Linked DNA regions of Mus musculus: region 2 is linked to region 1. A link is a loop called in an ENCODE intact Hi-C map of the cell type or tissue named here. Cell type or tissue: left cerebral cortex. All regions are shown on one strand. Links, peaks and the distances in the headings refer to the core of each region. The heading gives the core; the rest is flanking DNA.

The links. A loop is a pair of places that touch in the nucleus more often than their neighbours do. Peaks named below come from ENCODE experiments on the same cell type or tissue, not always from the same donor. Only the 100,000 strongest peaks of a DNase experiment are listed, where the experiment ranks them.
Region 2: a loop joins it to region 1, with 2.6 times the contacts of the local background. A loop is called at or near these places in 8 of 42 quality-filtered maps.

What each region holds. Positions count from the first base shown.
Region 1 is chr4:139,856,829-139,861,219 of GRCm38, forward strand. No RefSeq gene overlaps it. Among named protein-coding and RNA genes, the nearest start is that of Gm46873, 26 kb to the left of the region's middle. In left cerebral cortex, for the core only: a CTCF peak has its summit at 2,021 (motif pointing left); a DNase peak (open chromatin) is centred at 2,015.
Region 2 is chr4:139,522,954-139,527,344 of GRCm38, forward strand. No RefSeq gene overlaps it. Among named protein-coding and RNA genes, the nearest start is that of Iffo2, 50 kb to the right of the region's middle. In left cerebral cortex, for the core only: no CTCF peak of the experiment used is centred there; DNase peaks (open chromatin) are centred at 2,033, 3,722 and 4,079.

The sequences.
Region 1 (4,391 bases), core at 172-4,171:
GCTGGGTGGAGCAGAAAAGATGCCCAGACAAGGTGACCTCCCCTGGACCTCAATGTTCCTGTGTGTCATGGAAACCCCCTCATCCAACACAGACAGGAGTGAGAAGCCCCTGGAGCCTTCAAAGGCTGCCTTAGACAGAGACAACAGAATGCTTCCCTGGGAGGTGACGACTATCCTACCATCCTATACTTCTCAGCTTGGCAGAGCTGAGGCAGGAGGATCAATTGGAGGTCATAGGATCTGGTAGAAGCATTTACTTATCATCCATCCATCCATCCATCCATCTATCCATTCATCCATCCATCTATCTATCCATCCATCCATCCATCCATCCATCCATCCATCCATCCATCCATGCATCCATCCATCCATCCATCCACCCACCCACCCACCCATTCATCTATCTATCCATCCATCCATCCATCCATCCATCCATCCATCCATCCATCCACTCACTCACTAGTGCCCACCCCCGCCTCCTGTTTACCTAGCATATTCTGGAGAATGAAAACATGGCACTGAGCAGAAATGGGCTCTTCTTGGCACTGACGGCCAGATGGCGTAGGGCATGGGGCTCCTCCAAGAATCCCTCAAGATCCTTGAGTGCTTGAATAACTGGTCTGCTGGTACTTGAATTGGTCTAGGGTGGGAGGCAGAGACAGAAGTACTCTCTCCCTTAGAAGGTGTTCTATTTCTACATTTATTAATTTATGTGTGTGCCTGCCTTTGTGTGGTGGTATTGCAGTGTGCATGTTGAAGGTCAGAGGCTAACTTGCTGGAGTCAGTTCTCTCCTCCCCACAGGCTGCTTCTACTCAGGTGTTCAAGATTCTTGGCAAACATCTTTACCTGCAGAGCCATCTCCCAGGCCCCAGCACCGCCTTCTTCTAACTAGGAGTAATGACAGCACCATTGGCTGAGGGTTCATAAAGACAGGCGATTACAGTATAATTTGCCTTTGTTGGTGCCTGCCTGTTTTCTTCCCTTCCCCTTTCTTCTGGCAGCATTGCTGTGCAGCCCAGGCTCCTTACGAACTCACAGTCCTCTTACCTCAGCCTCCAAGTGCTGTGAAGACAGACAAGGGCTACCCGACAACACCTCATTCCATCTTCGCTCATTCTGGGCACCTCCCTCTGCTGAGGTTTGGTCTGTTGCCATTCATTGTAATGCTAAATACTGGCCCCCAAAATCTGGTTGTCTCAGGGACAAGGAGATCCTCACGAGCACCAAGTGATGCTATGTGACCTTGCCCTTAATTTAAAACTATTGGTTGAATAGAGATGCCCACAACCTATAGCTGGGCAGAAGACAGGTAGGCAGAGTTTCGGTTCCTGGGCTTGGGGTCTGAGGAGAGAGGGAGAAGGTCAAGAGAGAACACACCATGGGATAAGGGATCGTGAGAACTGGCCATAAGGTCTGGCCAGTTGGAGTGAGAGCGGGGAACATGGCAAGCCATATTTCTGGGTTATTGACAGGGAAGTAGATATTTCCTAGTAGCTTAGAGGGTAGACATTTACCCAGCTCTAGTGCTGATTAAGGCTTAACAAAATATAAAAGTTTTGTGTCTTTTATCTGGGAACTGAATGGTCCAAGGCAGGGTAGAAACCTCCGACTGAGATTAAATAATTTCTACAACAATCCTCTGCTCATGGGGATAGCGTTCCGGCCCCTCTTTAAGGGTCTTCAGGCAAGAGTGCCTCTCTGCCCAGCACTCCCTTTTCAGGTAGCTCTGCATCTGAATGTGTTAGATACTGGAAGGCATGAACCACTGGTTAAAAAGCCCCATCTTTACCAATGGGGCATCTGAGCCAGCCAAGGCCTGTGCCTGGTTTCAGGTCTGAATGGACCTTGCGTCCTATGTCCCATGGATGCCAGCCCTCGGAGTTTGCTGAAGGCAGTCTCTGAGTCACAATCATACCTGTCTCATCCGTGAAGACTCACGTGAAGACTCACTAAGTCCCCCTCTCTGCGGAGCCTGGACAGCAGCACACCATGCCGTCTGCTGCCTTCTCTGCAGGACAATGCTGCCACCTAGTGGCCACACTCACCGCTGCCTTCTGGAATCCAGACCGGACCCAGATGCCAGCTCCAGGGGAGGTCCCAACACAAACCTCCCACACAGCCCCCCCCCCCCCCCCCGCTGAAAGGCTGCCCACGCCGCTCGTTGTACAGCTTAGTGATGGTGCCTATCCTGACCTCATGGTGTTGTTTGACCACGGGCAAATGCTATTAATGAACTACAATCCAGAAATGGAGAGCACACCTGTGAGGGATTTTGGGGGAAGGGGGTTGGTTTGAAGTGGGTGGAGCCTCTTTTAGTGCAGACCTTTGAGGTAGGAAGACACAGGCCTTTAATCTGGACCTTGGGGCAGGCAGACACGCCTTCTTCTGCTGGAAGTCTATGTAAGACATAGAAAAGGGAAGCTCCTGCGCTTTTGCCCTGCCAGCACGTCCATTCCATCCCTGGCCCTAGAGCCTGCTTATTCAAGGTTTCAGCATCTACTAAGGATCAGCTGAGACATCCAGCCTTGTGGATTGAGCAACTTCTGGATCCTTAGAGTTTCCGTTCACAGCCATTGTTAGACTAGCCAGAGTCCTTGAGAAACCAGAGACATTTACATTATAATTCATAACCTTAGCAAAAATACAGTTATGAAGTAGCAATGAAAATAACTTTACAGTTGGGGGTCACCACAACCTGAGGAATTTTATTAAAAGGTTGCAGCATCAGGAAGGCTGAGAACCATTGCTCTAGAGTGCCCTAAATGCAGGCACCAAACTGATAGCTCATACTAACTAGCATAGCAGCAGTGTTCTGTAATTCTGTCTGTCTGTCTGCCTGCCTGCCTGTCTGTCTGTCTTTCAGACAAGCTCTCACTAAGTAGCTCTGGCTGTCCTGAAACTCACAGTATAGACCAGGCTGGCCTTGAACTCATAGAGGTCACTTGCTTCTGCCTCTTAAGTGCTGGGATTGAAGGCGTTCACATCACACCTGCCGGGATTCCTGTTTCTACAGGCAAGTCTCTCTGCAAGCACTTGTCCCTTCCTGCTTCTCTCTCTCTCTCTCTCTCTCTCTCTCTTCTCTGTTTCCCTCTCTCAGTATTGAGGATGGAACCCAGAACCCTGGGCCAGCTAAGCAAGAGATCTGCTACTGGCCTATAGCTAGCTCCTTTTAATTACATTTATTTATTTATTTATTTATTTATTTATTTATTTATTTATTTATTATGTGTGTGTGTATGCGTGCGTGTGTGCACACATGCATGTATGCTCATCTATGCATCTGTGTGTATGCCGCATACATTCCCAGAGATCAACAACTTTCAGAAGTTGGTTCTTGTCTTCTGCCATGTAGGTCCTGGGTATCAAATTCAGGTCTTCTGGCTTGGTAGTAAACACCTCTACTTACTGCACTATCTTGCCAGCTCAAACTTTTAATTAATTCTTTTCGAGTCAAGGTCTTACTATGTATCCCAGAGTAGCCCCTATCTTGTGATTCTCCTGCCTCAGCCTCTTGAGAGCTGGGATCACAGGCTCTGTACCATTTTATTCAGCTTGGTTTACTTTTTGCTCGGATATGGCTTTTTAACACTGCCACAGGATTGGTGGCAAGTACCTTTACCCGTAGAGCCATCATGCCAGAATGACAAATGCATTTTAACTGTCAATTTGACAAAATTTAGAATCACTTGGGAAGAGGGTCTCCATTGTAAATGATCTGGCTCGGGTCGGCCTGTGAGCATGTGTTGATGGGATTCCCGTTACTGTAACAAAACACCTGAGGCAATCAACTTACAAACAGGAAAGTTTTATACTGGTTTGTAGTGTTGGAGGTCCTCACCCATGACTGACTGGCCACATGGCTCTGGACCTATGGGGAGGCTGTCAACTTCCTGCAAGTTTATGGAAGAACAAAGCTATCTACCTCACAGTCAGGAAGCAAGAGAGAAGAAGAGAGGGGGTTCCATAGTCCTCCTCTGGAACCTGTCCTCATCACAAAAAATAATAAGAAACAGACAATAGAAATACCAGGAAATATAAATAAATAGCTTAGTTTGCTTAGCCAAAGGACAAAAATTCAGGTTGGATCAGGAAGACAAATCCTGCTGATTGTGAAGCAAGTCAACGTTTTCTCTTTATATTGATTGTCTTGAATACTTCGTTATAGTCATGGAAAGATAGACCTCACAGAGCTCAGAAGTAAGACAAAGAGAGGAAATTTGTAATGTAAAGACATGTGACCAATGTAAATATAGGAGCCATGAACGTCTATATATTAAATCATATAGCAGATGCAGGCCCAAGGGGCAGCTGTGTGGGATTTGGGAGACACACTTTAACCAGTTTTTCTTGTTCTTTAATAGGCAAGGGATGTAGAAAATATCCTCACATG
Region 2 (4,391 bases), core at 170-4,169, 330 kb before region 1:
CACGGTGAGCCTTGGCAGGTTCCCAGACTCTCTGTGCCACCAGCTCTTTCTTGTTATGTCAGGAGAGACTTAATGAGGTTGGGGCAGCCTGCACTCGGGGACCCAGTGCTGTGTTACGGTAGTGACCAAAAGCCCTTGCTTTTCTTGCCTGCTAGTCACCTGGCTGCTGGAGGATGGGTAACCTTGGTTACAGGGCTCCACTCTCAGCGACATTCAGGTATCTGACCCACAGTGGCTTCTCCATGTGGACCAGCTCCGTGTGACAGGTCACTGAGTTCTGATCTCATTGGCACTTTATGCCTTTGGTTAGGTCATTCCTGAGGGGTTGGGGTCAAGGCAGGCTGTGTTCCCTGCTCATCAGTACTGACAGCACCCCACAAGGCTGAAACTCCTCCTCCGCAAGAAGTGAGTCCCTGGGCACACTGTGAGAGCTATTAGGGTGGCCACTAATGTCACCCTCTGTCTGTAGACCGGTGTCCCAGATCTATTTCCAAGGGCTTGGATCTAGGACCCATGTGTGAATGAATGGAGACACTGGGGAGCATGGAGCCTGGATTGTCAAGTGCCCCTGGAGAGGATCTTGAGAAAAACCTCACTGGTATAGACTGTGGGCATCCTGCAGGATGTTCGCTTTCTTCTGAGACACCGCGCAGCTGGGAGCCAGGGAGCAGGAAGGCTCTTCTCTGTTTCAGTTAGCCTGTAAGACTCCTGGATCACAAGGAACTTGAACTGAGAATGACTTTAGCCTCTTTCTTTTGCCTTCTCTCGGCCTCTCTTCCCTTCTCCCTTCCTTCTTTCTTGAGGCAAGGTTTCCTGTAGCCCTGACCTCAAACTTGTATGGAGGCTGGCCTTGAACTTGTGCTCACCTTACCAGTACACAGCATCCAATATATGTGGTGCTGAGTTGGAACCCAAGGCTCTGTGTATGCTGGGCAAACACTCTACCAACTGAGCTACAGCCCAGCCTCTTTTTTCTTCCTCCCCTCCCCTCCCTTCCCCTCTCCTCCCCTTCTCTCTCCTCTCTTTCCTTCTTTTTTCTCCCTCGTGCTGTACTAAACTTATACTAGACACAGCTACCACTGAGCCACACAGTCCCAGCCTGGATCTTCCATTTTTAAGGGGGTCACAAAACCAAATGAATGAGCAAACAAACAAATTGACACACTAACTAACAAGAGGAGAATAAGTTCTGTAGCCATGTGACCCACAAGCCCCTGCCTGGAACCTTTACAAAGCCTGGTCTGGAAAAGAAACCCACAGCATCAGCAGGCATCGCTGCATCGCCGTGATCGCGATCAAAACAGCAAAGAGTGTGCCCTTTGGAAGGTAACACATTTCCTTCCCCTTAGCAAACAGGGCTCCAGGAATCTTTTTCTCTCCAGGTCTGCCTCACACATAGAGACTGGGGGCTTGGCTCAGTGGATAGAGTGCTTGCCTGGAATGCACAAGAGCCTAGCCTTGATCCCCAGCATGGTAAAAATAAGACAAAATAAAATAAAATAATAAAATAATTAAAAAAGCTAACAACACAAAAGCAAACAAACAAACACCTCCCCCACCTATGGGTTGAGTACTGTGCAAGGTTCTCTCCTTTCTTCCCTCCCTCCATCCCTCCCTCCCTCCTTCCCTCTCTCCTTGCCTCCCTCCCTCCTTCCCTCCCTCCTTCCCTCTCTCTATCCCTCCCTCCCTCCTTCCCTCCCTCCTTCCCTCCCCTGACATCAGGGAAACGTGAGGATGAATGAAGGACCCGGTACCAAGTGCAGGCCAAGATGCTGCGTTCAACCTGGTCATGAAAAACCCTAGATTCCAAGTGTCAATGCCAGGCACATGGGCAGCGTCTGTGGGACAGGAGGGATGAAGCAAGGTGGATGGATAGAGATGGGGAGGCTGTTGCAACCCTGCAGGCCCACACCTCCCTGCCCAGACTGCCAAACCAGTATAACACAGGGAAACAATTCCTGTGTGGGGCTGGGGTGGGAAGACAGAGGGACATCCCTTCCTTCCTCTTAGTCACAGGATTTAACTTTCAGAACATCTTTCAAGCATTAGTCATGCCCGAGATAATCCTGACTTTCCTAGCACGAAGGACAACTGAGGCAGGAAGCCAGGGAAGCAGGCAGGCACTGATCTCAGACTACCTACTGCCAGCCCCCTCCCAGGGCGAGAGGCCATCAGGCCTGGCTCATTTGTGCCCTGTATCTCCGAGGTTCGGGTAAATGGCATCATGGTTAAATCGTAGCTGTATTGCTGTGTGACCTTGGAGAGGTCACTCTCCATCACCAGACTCCAGTCTCCTTGTCCTAAGCTGGAAGATGGAGTGAGTTTGTGTGTGTACGTAAGGATTGGTTGCATAGATAATGTTCACAAATCACGAAGTATGGGCCAGGAAAACAGCTTAGTGCGCTTTCTGTATGAGCCTGATGTCTTGAGTTCGAATCCCCAGGGCCCACGTGAAAGCTGGATGTTGGGACCCTTGTCTGTAATTCCAGCACTCCCTCGGTGTGATGGAAGGCAGAAGCTCAGGAGCATCTCCTGGGAGCATATATGCCAGATAGCCTGGAGTATTCAGCATGGTTTCAAACAAGAAAGATTCTACCTTAAAAACAAGGTAGAAGGTGGGAGCCAGCCCTGGGGTTGTCCTCTGAACGCCACACCACTGTGCCTTCATATGCAAACATAAATGAAAACAAATAAGTGTGTCCAAAAAAAAAAAAAAAAAAAGACCAGCAACAGGCAGCCATTAAGACTGTTGCCTCCTTTCTAGGTATACAAGGAAGCCGCAGGAGCCTGGCTCTGCCCTTCAGGGTTGCTGAGGTAGCTGAGACAAAGTTACACCCTTGCGATAGACAATTAGATTCACTCACAGACAATATCGCATAACATGTCGAGATTCTGCCCTGCCCCTGGGAACATAGTTTTATACCCCACACCCCTGTAGTTTCCTGAGGTAGCTTGTTAGCTATGCTCTGCCTAGATGGGACCTCTGGACACTTCATTAAGCATACTGGGTCTTACTGAGGGTCTTTGACCAAGAGGTTCCCTCCCCCAGGACCCTGTTCTTACTGCCTCCCTGGTCCTCCTGGCATCTGGGAGCCAGGCATGTTAGTGACCATAGCTACTCTCCGAGTTAGACTGAAGAAGCCCAACCTAATGTTTGCACCACCTCAGATATACTCTAACTACCCTGGAGAATATCGAGAAACTCTCCAGGCAAGAATGAATTTGATTTACTTTAATTAAAGGGGCGGGGCAGTGAGTTGACTCAGTGGGAAAGGGGCTTGCTGCTAAGCCTGAGTTTGATCCCTGGACCCACATGTTAGAAGGAGGCAATCAAACTCCTTCAAGTTGTCTTTTGACCTCCTCATGTACACTGTGGCCCATATATGTATTCACATGAGTGCACACACACAAACTTTAAAAAATGTAATCATAATTTAAAAAGACAGCCGCCTGGCCCATTGGTGGGTAGGGAAAGGAAGGAGGTGTACAAGAACTTGAAGCTGGTTCCCAGCATCTCTATGGTCTCAGCTTCAAGGAGCCTGGCCCTGTCTCCCTGTCTCAGAAGGGGCTGATGCCCCCCCCCCGTGCGATGCCCTCGGTGTTTGGGGCTCTTGGAAGACGCCTGGTCATTGCTTTGCAGTTACTAGGTCATGTGCTTTCCGGGGCCCTGTGGACCGGGAGGCTGTATCCATGGTAACTCCTCTTTTGCCCAGTCTTGCCTGGAAAGTTGACAGCTTGTAGTGCATAGATGTCAGTGCAGACGTGAACTAGGTCACAGCCTCCAGCCCGTCCCTTAGTTTTCTACTCCGTGATGACTCTCCCTGCACATTCAGTGAAAGGCACTCACGTCCAGTCCTCCGTTCAGTGGCCATCAAATAACTCTCACCATGGTGATGACATCACGCCACAGCCAAATGCCAGCACCCCCAAATCTCCCTTCTGTCCCTTTGTAGTCTGTCTCTACCTGTGGATGGCTTCCAAGCTGATACTGTCCCCAAAGTTTCCCTTTCCTGGAATTCATGTAAATAAATCCCCACAACCTGTATCTTGGGATCTCTTTCCCTTTACGAGATGGTTTTGAGGTCCTCTCACACATGAGCATCTGCCTCCCCCCCCTTTCTGATGCCCAGCGGCCTGCCATTGTCACATTGTATCTGATTTTGTTCAACATTGTTTTGATTTGTATCAACCTATTGATATATGGCCAGGATTGTGGGTTTGTATAAACTCCCGTGAGATAAGCTTTCAGTTCCGTCTGGTAGAGATGTGGGAAGCATTCCTAGTTCTCAAAGCCAAAAACATCTTAGAATCTGAAACTTTGAGACAGCTACTATGATGGAGCTGTTAGTGGAAAATTCCACTTGGGTGATGGGTCTCGGTCTAAACAAAGG